Linked DNA regions of Homo sapiens: region 1 is linked to region 2. A link is a loop called in an ENCODE intact Hi-C map of the cell type or tissue named here. Cell type or tissue: heart right ventricle. All regions are shown on one strand.

Evidence for each region. Peaks named below come from ENCODE experiments on the same cell type or tissue, not always from the same donor. Only the 100,000 strongest peaks of a DNase experiment are listed, where the experiment ranks them.
Region 1: a loop joins it to region 2, with 2.5 times the contacts of the local background. A loop is called at or near these places in 7 of 110 quality-filtered maps.

The regions. Positions count from the first base shown.
Region 1 is chr12:94,750,126-94,758,125 of GRCh38, reverse strand. No RefSeq gene overlaps it. Among named protein-coding and RNA genes, the nearest start is that of MIR492, 80 kb to the left of the region's middle. In heart right ventricle, a CTCF peak has its summit at 3,277; a DNase peak (open chromatin) is centred at 4,519; H3K27me3 peaks cover 288 bases.
Region 2 is chr12:94,557,524-94,565,523 of GRCh38, reverse strand. MIR5700 (microRNA 5700) reads right to left here and starts at 3,735; the gene lies at 3,665-3,735. RefSeq lists enhancers at 2,088-2,157, 4,198-4,307, 4,107-4,733. In heart right ventricle, no CTCF peak of the experiment used is centred here; a DNase peak (open chromatin) is centred at 3,270.

The DNA of each region.
Region 1 (8,000 bases), 190 kb before region 2:
GAGAATTCCTGAAGCCCCTTTCTCTGCAGTGTCCCGTATCTTTGAACACCATCCTTCAGTTCTTGTACTTTTACTGTTTGCTCACACTGCCCCACAGCTCTTACTCCCTTCACTTCAAGTTGAAACACCTTCTCTCCTAGTTGAAACACCCCACATTTGTTTCTTCTTCAAAGTCTTCCTTCAGTCCTGTCTCCTGAACTCATGTGGCTCTTGTATTCCAGCGGTGCTAAGCTGTTTTGAGCAGATGCCTTCTCTAAAACCTCAGTCGTTTTGTACCCATAACTTTCCAATTAGTATACTTTTTTTTTTAAAAAAAGGTTATTATTATTATTATTTGAGATGGAGTCTTGCCCTGTCGCCCAGGCTGGAGTGCAGTGGCGTGATCTCAGCTCACTGCAACCTCCGCCTCCTGCGTTCAAATGATTCTCCTGCCTCAGTCTCCCAAGTACCTGGGATTACAGGCGCCCGCCACCACGCCCGGCTAATTTTTTTGTATTTTTAGTAGAGACGGGGTTTCACCATGTTGGCCAGGCTGGTCTCGAACTCCTGACCTTGTGATCCACCCACCTCGGTCTCCCAAAGTGCTGGGATTACAGGCATGAGCCACCGCGCCCAGCCAAAAAATATTATTTTTTAAATATAAAAGGAAGATATCCTCATTGTAAAAAATGTGAATACAGAGTAAATAAGAAAATGAAATTGCTTCTCCCCACCCCTACCCCACCAGGTCTGATATGCCTTAAGTGTTAATGGTTTGTTGTTTATCTTCTCAGGCTTTTTCTGTTTATATGCAAACGTTTTTATGTGTAAAAAATATGTAAAATTATTTCTACAAAAACAAGGATACATTATTCTGTAACTTACCTTTTAAAACTTAATATGCTATATATAAATTTTATTTTTTTCATGACTCTATTGTTCTAGCATATGGCTACACCATAGCTTATTTAAACAATGTCCTATTGATGCACATTTAAGTTATTTCCAGTGTTTTATTATTACATTGACGTGATAAACATCTTTTTTACAGAGATCTTTTGATATGTTTTCTGGCATTCCTGTCAGCTGAAATACCAGAAGAGGAACATCTGGTTCAAGGAGTATGCACATTTTAAATACTAATAAATATTGCTGGATTGCCCTCTAGAGAAACTGTACTTACACACTCCTACCGGCAAATCATTCAGTCTCAAGGTCTCAGCTTGAGTGTCACCTTCTTAAGGAAACCTGCCTTGTCATCTTTACCCCCAGGCAGTATGGAATGCCCTTCCTTTCTTCTAAAGGAAGAATACTCCCCCCAAAACACTCTGATGTCCTTGAATTTTGGTACTCATCCCACTATTTGAATATTTGTTATATAATCTGTTTCCACCACTGGACTTTGAGTTCTTTGTTTCTCCTTTTACATTTTTTTGTTCCTAGTTTTAAAAGTAACACGTGTTCACTGTATATAATTCCAGCGTCGTGGAACTATCTTACATTAGGGAAGTGTCTATTTTGGATAGTCACCCTGTATCATCCTGTGCACCCCTCTCTCATTACCACTTCCAGCATGGACCATAAAAAACACATACATACTCGCCCACAGGCCTGGGTTCCTGGAGAGAAGGGCTCATGTCTTTTTGATTTTCTATTTTTATTTTATTTCTTAAGAGACAGGGTCTCACTGTAACCCAGGCTGGAGTGCAATGGTGCAGTCACGGTTCACTGCAGCCTCCAACTTTGGGGCTCCAGTGATCCTCCTGTCTCAGCCTCCTGTGCAGCCAGGACTACAGGTATGCACCACTATGCATTTAAAAATTAAGCTAAATTAAAAATAATTTTTTTGTAGAGATGGGATCTTGCTCTGTTGCCCAGGCTGGTCTCAAATTCCTGGGCGCAAGCCATCCTTCCACCTTGGCCTCCCAAAGTGGGATTACAGGTGTGAGCCACTGTGCTCGGCCTATGTCTTTTTATTTTTGTGTTCTAGCACTTAATATGGTAGCTGGTACATTGGACATGCTCAGTAAATGTCACCTCAATGAATGGGAAATAAGCCTCTCCTTAGAAAACATGGTAAGTTACATAAGCACCTGTAATAGGTACTCACATGATTTATGGATTATTTTTGCTTAGCTTTCTTTAAAAAGAGGTGGCTTTGCACAGTCTCCTACACTGCCCTCAACAGAAACTCTAAAGCTGATGAAATTCACCCTCTTCTAAATGATTTCGTTCCATAGCCATTAGGAACTATTTAGTTCCTCTAACAAAGCAAATGCAGGAGCCTGGAAAGCAGTTATTAGCTGAGGTAGATTGGTTTACCGATGTGATTTGTTGCTATGTGTGTTTATTATCCACTGTTTCTGTGCTCATGAAGTCAATATCCCCTGCATTTGCTGAGCCAGGCAATCTGGTGAAATAAGAAGTGAAGCCAGGCACTGTTCAACTCCCGAATCTAGCAACAGCCATAATAATAGCTACCATATATTGAGTGCCTACCATGTATTAGGTATGTTTTACATGCCATTTAATCCTCGTAAAAACCCTATGAAGAAAATATTGTTTTTCTCTAGGTTGCAGATGATATTCAGCCACAGTGAAGTAAACTTTCCAAGGTTACACAGCTATTAAGTGGTAGTGTCTGGCTTTGAATCCAGGTCTTTTTGGCTAAAAGCCATCTGTACTCCCTTTTATTTTATTTTTAAAATTTTGTATTTCCATAGGTTATTGGGGAACAGGTGGTTTTTTAGTGGTGATTAATGAGATGCTGGTGCACCCATCACCCAAGCAGTATATACTGCACCCCATTTGTAGTCTTTTATCCCTCACCCCCTTCCCACCCTTTCCTCCTGAGTCCACAAAGTCCATTTTGTCTTTATTATGCCTTTGCATCCTCATAGCTTAGCTCCCACTTATGAGTGAGAACATCCAATATTTGGTTTTCCATTCCTGAATTATTTCACTTAGAATCATAGTTTCCAGTCCCATCCAGGTTGCTGGAAATGCCATTAATTCATTCTTTTTTATGGCTGAGTAGTATTCCATTGTGTACTCCCTTTTAAATCTTCCTTTCTTATCCTTTAACCTGCCAAATGGGCCTTCTATTATGGAACAGGAAAAGTGGATCATTTGATGGGAAATCTGGAGTCCTTTCTCTTGTTCATCAAGAAAACACTATTCAGATCTCCAAGAAAACACATCATCTTCATTTAACTTTGTTTTATTCTCCCCCTCTAAAATCATAGATCTCTAGAAATGAAAGAGATCAAGTTTACCAGTTCATATTCTCCTGGAGGGGGAGCAGGAGAGCCAATGACAGTATTACCTATTAAATATTTTCATTTTCATCCCAGTAGAGAGTCTCCCAGATTTCACTGCATGAATGAAAAATCTGGAGTTGCTTTGGATTTATATGGGTGCAAAGCTAGAGTCTAATAGAACTAAACACAATATGTAAATTATAATTTAGAATTAGAAACAGAAGGGTAGTCTGGTTCATGGACCCCATGAGGACACCTATATCATCGATTGCCCCAAAGCCATCCTCCGACCTGGAGGCTAAAGAGATCTGGTAGGTTCCTTTTTTTATTACATTCATTCTGTTCCAGGTGGTCAAACATTTCTTTTGTTTTTACTGACCTGTAGAAAAGGAGATGTGTGTCCACAATTTTGCCTACCCCAAGTTTTGGAGGAAATTCTTTGCTTATTACACCTTATCTAACGCCTCCAGTGGGACTTGGGGTTAGCACTTTGCAATGAGACATGTTAATGTGTCTTCAGTAAGACATATTCATATTAGATGGGGATAAGTAAAGATTATGATAACTTCATGTCATTTCAGGTCAGATTTTGCTTCCAAATGATTTGCACACACTTAGGAAAAAAATTTCTGTTTTCAGAACGTTTTGGATTTCAGAATTGCAGATAAAGGATTGTGGACCCATAATTTTCTCCTGTTTTGCACTGGCGGTAGTTTAACTTGTGGACCATCAAAAAAATATGTTTGAGAGAGGACCCTTATCACCTCTTTTGTTTAAAAAGCAAAATAAACTTTGTTTCCACCAAAATGCCTGCCTCCCCGACATTTAGGGGCTGCTGTGGCACCATTCCTGTGTGTGTCCCCTTGGTAGCTTAGTTCCAAGCTTGACAGTTCTCAGGGGTGGGGAGTTCTCTCTGCTCTCCCTTACCCTCACCCCAACCAGTCTCTTCAGCTGCATCCCGTTTCTCCTCTTCTAAGGGATCTGGAGAGTTGCTGGCTTCCATCATCTTCCGTGTGAGGACCGTCACAGCTTGCACTGCTCAGCAGGCAGCTTTTCTGGACACCACACTCTCCCCAAGCCTTTGTTTCTTGATTTTGGGAGCATTCGCCATGGAAACCATTTTGGCTCATCTTATCCCATTCCCAGGTGGTCTCCAAGGCTTTGCCCACACAGTGCCACAATGAAAAATGCAGCCTGGCTCACCGGTTTGCTTTTCACGTTTTCATTGCTTATTTGGCTCATGGCACAATCCCACGGAATCCTCTGCAGAGGGTGGTGTTGCGCCATTCCCTCTGACCCAAGTGTTGGCTCTCACTCTGCTCAGTGTGAGACACACCTTTCACACCCACAGTGATGCCTCACTGCATCCAAAGCCATTCTGAGATTAGCACAGTCTCAGGCCAGATGGTTTGATCAATTCCAATTCCTGCTCCCACGTTGGCTCCTTTAGGCCTCGTATGTTCCATTTAGCTGTTGTTTCTCCGGTATATGAAGTACATCAAGCAGTGAGTATCTTCAGCAACTGCCTATACCAGTAAGTATCTGGCTGTCGGTGGTGGTGGCTGTAGTTTGGCAGTACTACCAGCTTCTCCCAGCACCTGGCTTATCAGAATACAGGATTCATGCCATGTGGCTCTTACTTGGGCCAAGAGTCTTCAGTCAGCCCAGTGACTTAAGTTGCCAAGGAAACTGTGTCTAGTGAGACCTCAAGATTTACAACTCATTCCTAGGCTACAAGGTTTTCTCCAGAATTTTTGCTGACACAGTTTATTCCCATAACCTCCCAGCCCTGTGGGGTGTATAAATCTTTGAGCTTCTCTGGAGAATTCACTTTACTGCATGCAAGGCCTAGAATAGGGATCAAAAGAAGTTTGGCTTCAGGGGCCTCATGAACTTGGAAATTGTATGCACTATTTTGTGTGGATGTATGTATGGGCATTTTTTTTATGGGAAGAGGCTTGCACTGGGTGCTCAGCAGCATATTCTGAAACAGTGTAGACTTGGGAAATCTATTTAGTCTTCTGAGCCTCTGGAAAGTGAGGATAATACTAGATTCTGTCCCATTCATTTGTAATGAGGATAAAATGAGAAGTGCATATAAACTGTCTAGTACAGTGTCCATAAATATTCATAAATGTTAGCTATCATTTGACTGTGAGCCTCAAAGGGTTAAGATGATGTGACTGCCTTTCGTTCCTTAGGATTAGGTGGCAGATATAGAATTTGAAATCATTTTCTTTATGCTGCACAGAAAATCTTCACAGTACTGCCTGGTGTGATCTCCTTAGCATCCTTTTTGGTGGGTGGGAAAGAGTGCATGACTATCCTCTTTTACAGGTGAGGAAACTGAGGCTCACCATGATCACCTAGCTAATAAGGCTCCAAAAAAATAGGTCCTGCTCACAATCTGGTGGGACAAACAGATCCTAAGACAAGCAATTACAGACCACGATGAGCACCATCACCCTTGAAGTACAGGATGTTAAAGCATCTACGAAGGTCAGGGCAGGCTTCCTGGGGTGACAATCCGATCCCTGAAATGTGGGTAGGAATAGGTTAGGCAAACGAATGGACTTTGAGAGAGTGTTGCATGTAGAAGGAACAGCATGTGCTGATGCCTCGAGGGAGGGAGCGCTCATGGTTCGGGTGCCTCGCAGCAAGAGGGAGTGGGAGATGAGGCCAGGGGAAAGTTTCTTTTAACCCCTAAAAAAAAGGAGATGAATGTGCAAAGAAAAAGGAAAGGAAGGCCGGGTGCGGTGGCTCATGCCTGTAATCCCAGCACTTTGGGAGGCTGAGGTGGATGGATCACATGAGGTCAGGAGTTCGAGACCAGCCTGGTCAACATGGTGAAACTCCGTCTCTACTAAAAATACAAAAATTAGCCAGGCTTGGTGGCAGGTACCTGTAATCCCAGCTACTAGGGAGGCTGAGGCAGGAGAATCGCTTGAACCTGGGAGGTAGAGGTTGTGGTGAGCCAAGATCGTACCACTGCACTCCAGCCTGGGCGACAGAGCAAGACTGTCTTAAAAAAAAAAAAAAAAAAGGAAAGGAAAGGAATAGTGCAGACAAGTAACTTAAGCTAGGCTGTGTTGGCACACCTGCAAACATGCAGCCATTTAAAATAATTCTGAGGAAGACTAACAACACAGGTCGTGTTTGCTGTGTTAAGTGAGGAAGAGTGTTTATAAAACTGCCCGTGTATCAAGATTGCAGCTGCATAAAAACTAATCCTCAAATGACAGAGACTTACACGGAAGAAGGAAAGTAACTCTTCTGTTAAGGTGATAGATTTTAAAATGTATTTTAATGTCTTATTTTGTAAGTTTTGTTTTAGTTGCTCATTGTTTACAGTGCGTTGCCTGGGAGATCAGGATCCAGAGTTCTGCTGATCCCCCAGCCTCTTCAATTCCGATTCACTCATTTGATTCATTAATTCCTTAGTTCATTTCAGGCTTGCCCTGTTCCAGGCACCATGCTTGAGCCAGCAGGGATCAGTTGTGTCTGCGTGTCCATTACTGACTGGGTCATCTTTCAGAGAGCCCAGCCGCTCTGACTCTCCCAAGACCCATCCCTCCATGGCTACATAAAAACACTTGCTCCCTCACTTGTTCTCAGAGACACCTCTAATTAATACTTTCATTTTGTTCACGTGAGAAGAAGGAAAAGGCAGTACCAGTTGGTGAACATGGCACCTTCCGGGATCTAGAAGGCAGTAAGCAGGGAAATTAAGTAACTGGAGAAGAGACAACCAAAACAACTGGGTGTCAGGCAGACATGTCCGTTTGACCTGGTTTATTACTGCTTAGCGTCTAGTGCTTTTGCAGAATTGCCTGGCATCTTCTAAGCTTTCCACAGGGATCAAAGGCTTTGTTTGCTCCGAATGTTTTCTTAAGCAGTTAGTTGGAAATCTACCTTTTTGTGCATGTCAACGAGAAGAAAGCAGCAAGCTGCCATTAGATTGAGCATCAGCAAGAAACCTTGACCCCTTGGTGCTCTTAGCATGTGTACTGTGCAATTCCAGGGCTCTGAAGGCAGTCTCAGCACACAGGAACAGTTAAACATTTTGTTAATGTGTCTGATTTTTGCTTTAAAATGCTCCAGTACACATACACAGTGTAAGAGAAGAGATGAAATAAGAAGGGTGATGGATACATTAGTTCATTGTACCATTCCCTTTACCTTGTTTGTTTGAAAATCTTCATAAGAAAAAATTAAAATATTTGAAATACTGATAAGAGCAAAATACCAGAAATAAGTGTGAAGAGCCCCATGTGACAGTAACCCCTCTCATCCCTTTGGAGATGGCCAGCCCTAGATGCTGGGCCCTCCCTCCCCTGGACCCTCCACTTCAGTGGAGTGGGAGTTGATGAGTCAGGGAAGGAGAAGTGGCAGCTGCCTAGGGACACTGGACTCTCTACTGCTCTCTGAAGTGTGGTTTCAGGAGCTGCAGACTTCCCAAGGCCCCGGAGCAGTTAGTTCATCCTTTGCTTTCCATGATCATCTCTGAGTGTGTGTCTGGTTAGAGGTTAGGAAATTGTCAGTCTGTGCATTCAGTACGGACCGAGCACTGTTCTAGATGCTGAGGATACAGAGTGAGGTTTCTGCTCAGGTTGAGGGTACATTCTGCTGGGGGAACTTGACAATCAACATGGATGCTTGTCATTGAGCAAGACCATTTCAGTGCTATGAAGAAAATCACATAGGATGATACGAAGGTCAGGGAAGACGTGAGAGCCACTTTAGGTCAGGTGATTGGAGGAA
Region 2 (8,000 bases):
ACCTCAGGTGATCCACCCGACTTGGCCTCCCAAAGTGCTGGGATTACAGGCATGAGCCACTGCGCCCGGCCTATTTCTGGAATTTTTCATTTGCTATATTTGGATCTTGGTGGGCTGCGGGTAACTGAAACCACAGAAGCAGCGCCGCGGCTGAGAGGGGACTGCCTCTATCAGCGGGTGGGATGGAAGCCCAGACACACGAGCCTTTCGTGAGGTCTTGGCTGGTGAAGAATTCACGACTCTGTTTTTCTCATCTTGCCTTTTTAGCCCTCTTCACTTCATGTCCTGACCAGTTTTCTACTTTGGTCACTCACCCTGTACAGACAGACTAACTAGAACTCTCAGATGATAGAAAAATTCTTAACTACAGTAGCCCATTCTGTGCCCTGGAAAATGGAGCATAGCTGAATATTTGGAAATCTTATGGGGAACAACTGTTATTTTGCACACTTTTGTCATTTGATGTCTGAGGATGAATACAGACAATGGAAGTGATTGAATGAAATATGTGTCCAGCCCAGCATATTCCTAAATGTTGCATTAGGGAAAACACCTTACCAATTCTGTGTTTCCCTGAAAAAAAAAAAAAAAAAAAAAAAGAAATGGGGAAAAGTTATGTTAGTTGGTTTCAAGCTTCATTAAGCATAGTGCTATAGAATAAAGCAGTATTTACCAGTTTTGAGTAATGTATGGATTTTTTCTTTTTTGAGACAGGGTCTCATTTTGTTACCCAGGTTGGAGTGCAGTGGTGCCATTATAGCTCATTGCAGCCTTCATCTCCCAGGCTCAAGTGATCCTCCCGCCTCAGCCTCCCAAATAGCTGGGACTACAGGCGAGTGCTACCATACCCAGCTAATTATTTTATTTTTTGTATAGACAGGATCTCACTTTGTTGTGCAGGCTGGTCTTGAACTCCTGGGCTCAAGTGATTCTCCCACCTTGGCCTCCCAAAGTTTTGGGATTACAGGCATGAGCAGCCATGCCCCACCGGATTTCTAATGTAAGAAATTATTTTGGGCCGGGTGCTGTGGCTCATGCCTGTAATCCCAGCACTTTGGGAGGCCAAGGTGGGAGGATTGCTTGAGCCCAGGAGTTCAAGACCAGCCTAGGCAACATAGTGAGAACCCCCCTGCCATCTCAAAAAAAAAAAAAAAAAAAAAAGAATTAAAAAAAAAAGAAGTTATCTTGTACATTTGAGGAGGTCCATAGTCACCATTTGACAAAGTAACTTAAAGTCTTAATAACAATAATAGCCTTTTAAAATTTGCAATTAAATCTATGAATATCTGCAGCCCCACATACAGAGTTATTTTCTAAATAGGTATGATTATGAGATGTAGAAATTTGTGGGTCATGTAAGGAACATGGCAATACCAAACAGCACCTTTCTGGGCATTCATAGATTTGGGATGATACCTGGCATTCTTTGACATTTACTGTGTACAATGTACTGTGCCAGGTGCTTTACTTGCACTATCAAATATAATCATTCCAACACCCAACAAGACAGGCACTATTATTTCTGCTTCGTAGATGAAGAAACTGAGGTTCAGAGAGGGAAAATAGTGAGCAGCATCAGGCAGCAGGTACTGGGGGATCCCCAAGCTTGTGTGACTCTAGCCTTTACGGGTGACCGCTACCCTACACTATAATAGAAGGAATTGAACAACTGGCTTCTTGTCAGTCAGGGATCACTTTTAATCCTAGGACTATAGCAATCAATAATGTGGTTACAAATTGTGCATTTCCATCTTCATGCTGCTGGCCATACAAGGTGAGGGCAGAGATACCTGAAGCTAGCATCCTTGATTTTTGAAGAGCCATGAGCTGACAGATTTGTGGATAAAGAGAATGGAAAGCAATTAATTATAGAAACTTTTACACACTCCCTGGCTTCCTGAGATTCTTGAGGTGTGTAATTGGCTGTTGACGTGGCTGAGTGTTTCTCAGCTTTTTTGCTCAGCTCCAAGACAGTGAAGTCTCTGGTGGCTTCTGCTCTGAGGCTGCGTGACATCTGCTACCATCTGTGGTGGCTACCTCAGAAATCTCTCTCCTTGCTAAGCCAGCCAGAATCTCTCCCTTGCCAGGCCTTTAACTTGACTAAAGCAGTTAACAGGAACATGCGTCAGCCATGTTAACAGCTGTTTTGTTGGTGGTTACTCCGCTCTGGCTTAGGCATTGAGAATTGGATTTCTTTTTTTCTCTTTTCCTTTTTTTTTTTTTTCCCGTTGTGCTTTAAAATAAGCCACTGAGTAGTAGAAATAAAATAAAGTCATGTACTTTCTGGTCTGTACTAGCAGTAAGGGACCCCATTTGCCAAAGAAGCTCTTGGAGGCCTGGATCCTTCTCTGATTCTTGGACTGTCAATGTCACAAGCAACAGTGCTAGCCTAGCCTTCTACCAGGGGTTTCCTCCCAAAGTGGTTTTGAATTCTCTTCCTTCATCATATTTATTCTGTGTTTTGATGCCCAGGTCTTGTAGCTCCCGGGAACAGTGAACTGTAAGACCCCAAAACTTAGGCCACAGGTAGAAGTTTATACATCCCCACACACAGTGGCTTAAGCAAGCAGAGACCCAAAGACATGCTTGGATTCAGAAAGGTGGCTGTCCCCAAACATGGTCAGAATTGCAAGGTGACTTCCTGCTATGCCTTGTCAACAACAAACAATTGACTAAGAAAATCCATGGAGGCCGGGCACAGTGGCTCACGCCTGTAATCCCAACACTTTGGGAGGCCGAGGCGGGTGGATCACTTGAGGTCAGGAGTTCGAGACCAGCCTGGCCAACATGATGAAACTCCATCTCTAATAAATATACAACAACAACAAAAAATTACTGGGCATGGTGGCGCGCACCTGTATTCCCAGCTACTCCAGAGGCTGAGGCGGGGGAATCGCTTGAACCCGGGAGGAAGAGGTTGCAGTGAGCCAAGATCACGCCACTACACTCCAGCCTGGGCAACAGAGTGAGACTCTGTCTCAAAAAAAAAAAAAAAAAAAGAAAAGAAAAAGGAAAGTCCATGGAAACCATGAATGAGAGGGAATGGAGGTGACCCATTCAGTCAATAAGCAATCATTCTCAAAAGAGAAGGTAGAGGGTTGCAGGGGGCCGGTGGCTGGCTCTCTGGGTGAGCTGGAGAGTGGCAGCTGTGTCCCTAGAGCAGGCGGGGATCCTGCCTGGCCAGCTGCACTCGGTCTTCTGGGTTTCTGGTTCACAGAGCTTGTTCATGGCCTCCCTGAGGCTATCGACTCTGTGCAGGCTCCAAGCCAAGCTGGCGACTGCTTGGCAGCCTCAGTGAACTCTTTCTACTGGGGACAGACTGAGCTGTCCGACAGGGCAGAACGTTTCAGCTCCTTGGCAGCTGTATATGCTTGAATGTAAATCACTACATTCGCTTTCTCTTCTCGGGGATATTCTTGTCAGAGTGAATCCGTTAGCATGAATCAGTTTCACAGGAGTGAGCACCTGATAAACTGATAGAGGCATTTCTGAACTCCATGACATGTGGGAAGCCCAGCTCGAAACTCGGGGGCTTTCCCCTTACTGGCAATTTGATTAAATGAGGATGAGGGGATGGGAGGGGTGGTGTTTCACCTCTGAGAATCTCCCCTTCCTAAACTGTTAACTGCCTAGGATTATAGGGGTTAGATGAGATCGTAGATGCTCAATAAATGCATTAAATTATTGAAGGCCTGGGGTGCCCAAGGGCCTTCAATAATTTAATGCATTAATTAATTAGTTTATTTATGTGAGACAGAGTCTCGCTCTGTTGCCCAGGCTGGAGTGCAGTGGCACAATCTCTGCTCATGCAACCTCCGCCTCCCAGGTTCAAGCTATTCTCCTGCCTCAGCCTCCTGAGTAGCTGGGACCACAGGCAGGCACCACCATGCCCGGCTAATTTTTTGTATTTTTAATAAAGACGAGGTTGCACCACGTTGGCCAGGCTGGTCTCAAACTCCTGGCCTCAAGTGATCTGCCCACCTCGGCCTCCCAAAGTGCTGGGATTACAGAATTTAATCCATTTATTGAGCACCTGCTACATGCCGTGCACTGTTCTGGGCACAGAGTACAAAACAATGTTACTATCCTCTTGGAGGTTACATTCTGGTGGGGGAGAAGTCAGGTGAAAATAAGATAATATTTGGAAGGGGGAAGGCCCAGGCTCTTGGCATGTTAAACTTACCTTGATATCCTTACAGAGAAAATGAATTTTCTGAGTGTTTCTTTGAATTTTTCAGCTCAATTTCACAGATAGCTATACAGCACAGCTTAGTAGACTCTTCCAAAGTAGAAATATTTCTGGGTCAGAGAGACTCGGCACAGCAGCAGGAGCGCTGGGAAGACCTGGGGTGGTTCTGTTTGGAAAGGGGATGAGATGCTCCTGTACTCCTGCTCCAGTGTTTTTGGCTTGAAATGAGTAACATGCAAATGAGCACCTGGGGCTGAGTCAGCAGTGAGTAACCCCCTCTGCGGGACGCCCAGCCCCGAGGCATACACGGGGCCGCCTCTACTGGCTACTGCACCCCGCAGATGCTTCCGCAGCAGACTCTGTGCCTCACCCCCGGCCCTTGCCCATGTCACCTGCTCAGTCAGAATTCCAGCTCAGGCCAGCGGGGCTCTGCTGATGAAAACAGCATTACCTGGAAGCCTGGGACTTCAGTGTTTCTTCCCGCAGCAAGTGCTGAGGAAGCCGCTGCCTTCCCTGGCACCCCCTTGCCGAATAGCTTCCCTTCTGCAGAGGGCTAGGGTCCCCACTTCATCAGGCCTCAGCTCTCCCCTCGGCTCACCCCTCCTTCATACCACTCCAGGCCTCTGTCCAAGACAGACTCCCACCTGGGCCTCCTGCCTCTTCTGAGAGCCGGCACCTCCTTCATCAGCACCTGTTTTCCAGTGGGTTCATTTCAGCATACACAGATGTCCAGCTGCTGCTGTCCTAAACCCACTTTTATGATCCTGCATTTCCTCAGCTCACTATTCCTTCTCTTCCCTGTCACTATCACGTTTCTTAAAAGAATAGTCTCTACTCCTCTCTCCCAGGATTTCTTAATCCACTAAAAACTAGTGTCAGCCCCCAGCACTCCCCTAAAACTTCTCTCAATGGGGTCACCGAGGACCCATTTGCACTTCTGGTGCATGCTTCACAGCCTGTGTTTTTACTAAACTTCTAGTCATTTCCCTTTGCGGTGCTCCCTCCCATCTGAAACATTTTGCTTCCCTTGGATATCTTCTTTCTTTTCTCCCTTTCTTTCTCTCTCTCTTTTTCTTTCTCTCTCTCTTCTTTCTTTCTTTCTTTCTTTCTTTCTTTCTTTCTTTCTTTCTTTCTTTCTTTCTTTCTCTCTCTTTCTTTCTTTCTCTCTGTCTCTCTCTCTCTCTGTCTCTCTCTCTCCCTCCCTCTTTCTCTCTTTCTTTCTCTCTCTTTTTTTTTTTTTTTTTGATGGAGTCTAACTCTGTCACCCAGGCTGGAGTACAGTGGGGCTCACTGCAGCCTCTGCCTCCCTGGTTCAAACAATTCTCCTGCCTCAGCCTCCCAAGTGGCTGGGATTATAGGCGCGCCACCACGCCCCGCTAATTTCTGTATTTTTAGTAGAGATGGGGTTTTGCCATGTTGGCCAGGCTGGTCTTGAACTCCTGACCTCAAGTGATCTGTCCACCTCAGCCTCCCAAAGTGCTGGGATTACAGGCGTGAGTCACTGCGCCCAGCCTGTTGGGTATTTCCTTGATGCCGCTCTCTGGTTCTCTTGCCACCTCTTGACCACCCTCTAGTCTTCTTTGGCTGCATTATCTCCATCTCACCCCCTTTGCACAGACTCCCCGTGATTCAGCCATCATCTCTAAGACTAATTCCACTGCCTCTATGTAGTGAGTACCTGCCTCTTTTCTGAGCCACAGACCATATTTCTATTTCCCCTTCATCTCTACATAGACATCCTTAGAGCACCTCAAAATATAAAACCAACCTCATTTTTTTGCCCTTACTTCAAATCTGCTCTATCTACACTACCTCATTCCATAAAGGCACCAACACCATCCATTTATTCACCCACCCAAGCTAGAAATCTTAAAGCCATTCCCCCTCTTTCTAACCAGTGCCATCTAATCGTGTCAAACTCTACCTTCTAAAGACACCCAAAACTTGTCCACCTTACTCTTTCCTACCTTGGTTCAGGGCACCATTATTTCCCCCCAGGAGAGTTGTAACAGTCTCCTATGTGGTCCCGGGTCTTCAGTTTTGCCCATACCCAATGCATCCACCATGTAAACTACCTGTGTGATCTAAAATGCAAATCAGATCATCTTATTCCACTTCTTAAAATTTTCAGTGGCTTCTCTTGCCCAGAGGGTCGTGTCTGAATTTCTGAGTGAAGCCCACTAGGTTCCCAGTGTACTGAAGTCCATGCAATGCCCCAGCCTCATCTCCCACCCCCCACCCCCATTGCATGCTCTACGCCTCAAGCCCTGAGCCCACCTTGCTATTTCATGCCCTTAGGTGACACACAAACACCTCCTCTGCCTGCAATCACATTTCTTCTCCTTCAAGACCCTTTCAGATGTCAGCTCTGCAAAGCCCTCATGTTCTTCTCCTCCTGACTCTGTATTCTGTAAAGAAATGCTGTCTAAATACCTTTTTCCTAGTTATTGAGAAGTGTTTCTTTTATGTCTGCTCCTGAAGTAAACAGTGAGTTCCTTGTGACCAGAGCATGCCCTTGCTCTTTCACTCATCTCGTCCTCCCACAGGACCTTGCCAAGTGTCAGGCACATATGTAGGTGGTGTTTAATCAATGCAATGAGCAAAGCAGCCCAGGTACTGTGAGAATGAAATATCTGGCTGGGCACAGTGGCTCACACCTGTAATCCTAGCACTTTGGGAGGCCAAGGCGAGTGGATCACTTGAGGTCAGGAGTTTGAGATCAACCTGGCCAACATGGTGAAACCCCATCTCTATTTAAAAAAAAAATTAGCCAGGTGTGGTGGCAGGCACCTATAATCCAAGCTACTCTTGAGGCTGAGGCAGGAGAATCGCTTGAACCTGGGAGACAGAGGTTGCAGTGAGCTGGGATGGTGCCACTGCACTCCAGCCTGGACAACACTGTGAGACTCCATCTCAAAAAGAAAAAAAAAAAAAAAAGATATCTACTGGGGCTATTTTCCTTTGCCCCTAGATTGTGAGCACTTGGTGGACTGGGAGTGTGTCTTTTTCTTATCTGCCGTACCTAGACAGCTGGTGTTCAATAAATAGTGTTGATTATGGTTGGGTTTACTACAACCTTCCAAAAACCCCCCCGATGCAAAGGGATAAAGATATCTAACTAGAATGCTGCCACTTCTGAACAGCTTTCTTTGACTTCAGTTTCCCTGATACTGACCTTTACCTCACCATGCCCTTCCCATTCTCTCCTCACCCCACACTAGGAGGAACTCTGGGCTATAAAGCTAATCTCATAAAATTTGCTGGAGTCTGAAGTCCACCCTGGCTAAAAAAAGAGCACACCTCAGAGCCCAGCCCAGGCTGACTTTAGGTACTTTCCACTTTTATTGAAATTATGACCACATTTCTGGAGTCAAAACAGGGAAATATGACTTACAAAGAACTTCTAAATGATAAAGGGAACAAGTTCCTCTTCATGGAATATGTCATTTTCCAGGCAGAGGGCTAAGGGGCTTTACATATTATCTCACTTCATCTACACTGCAGCCCTAAGAAGAAGCTACTGTCATCTTCTTACTTGACACATGAAGGAACAAGAGGCAATGGTGCTGAAAGGGTGAGAAATGGTACAGAAATGGTAGAATTGGAAATCAAACCCTCCTCTGTCTGATGCCAAACCATCAAGTCACTTCCAGGGACATGAAACAATCTGTGGCATGCCTTTGGGATCCTGAATTAGCAGAATTTCTGGGATTTCAGTGATTTATGAGAACACTATACAATTAGCAGTGTTTCTGTACACTAACAGCAAATTATCTGAAACAGAAATTAAGAAAATTCCATTTACAATAGC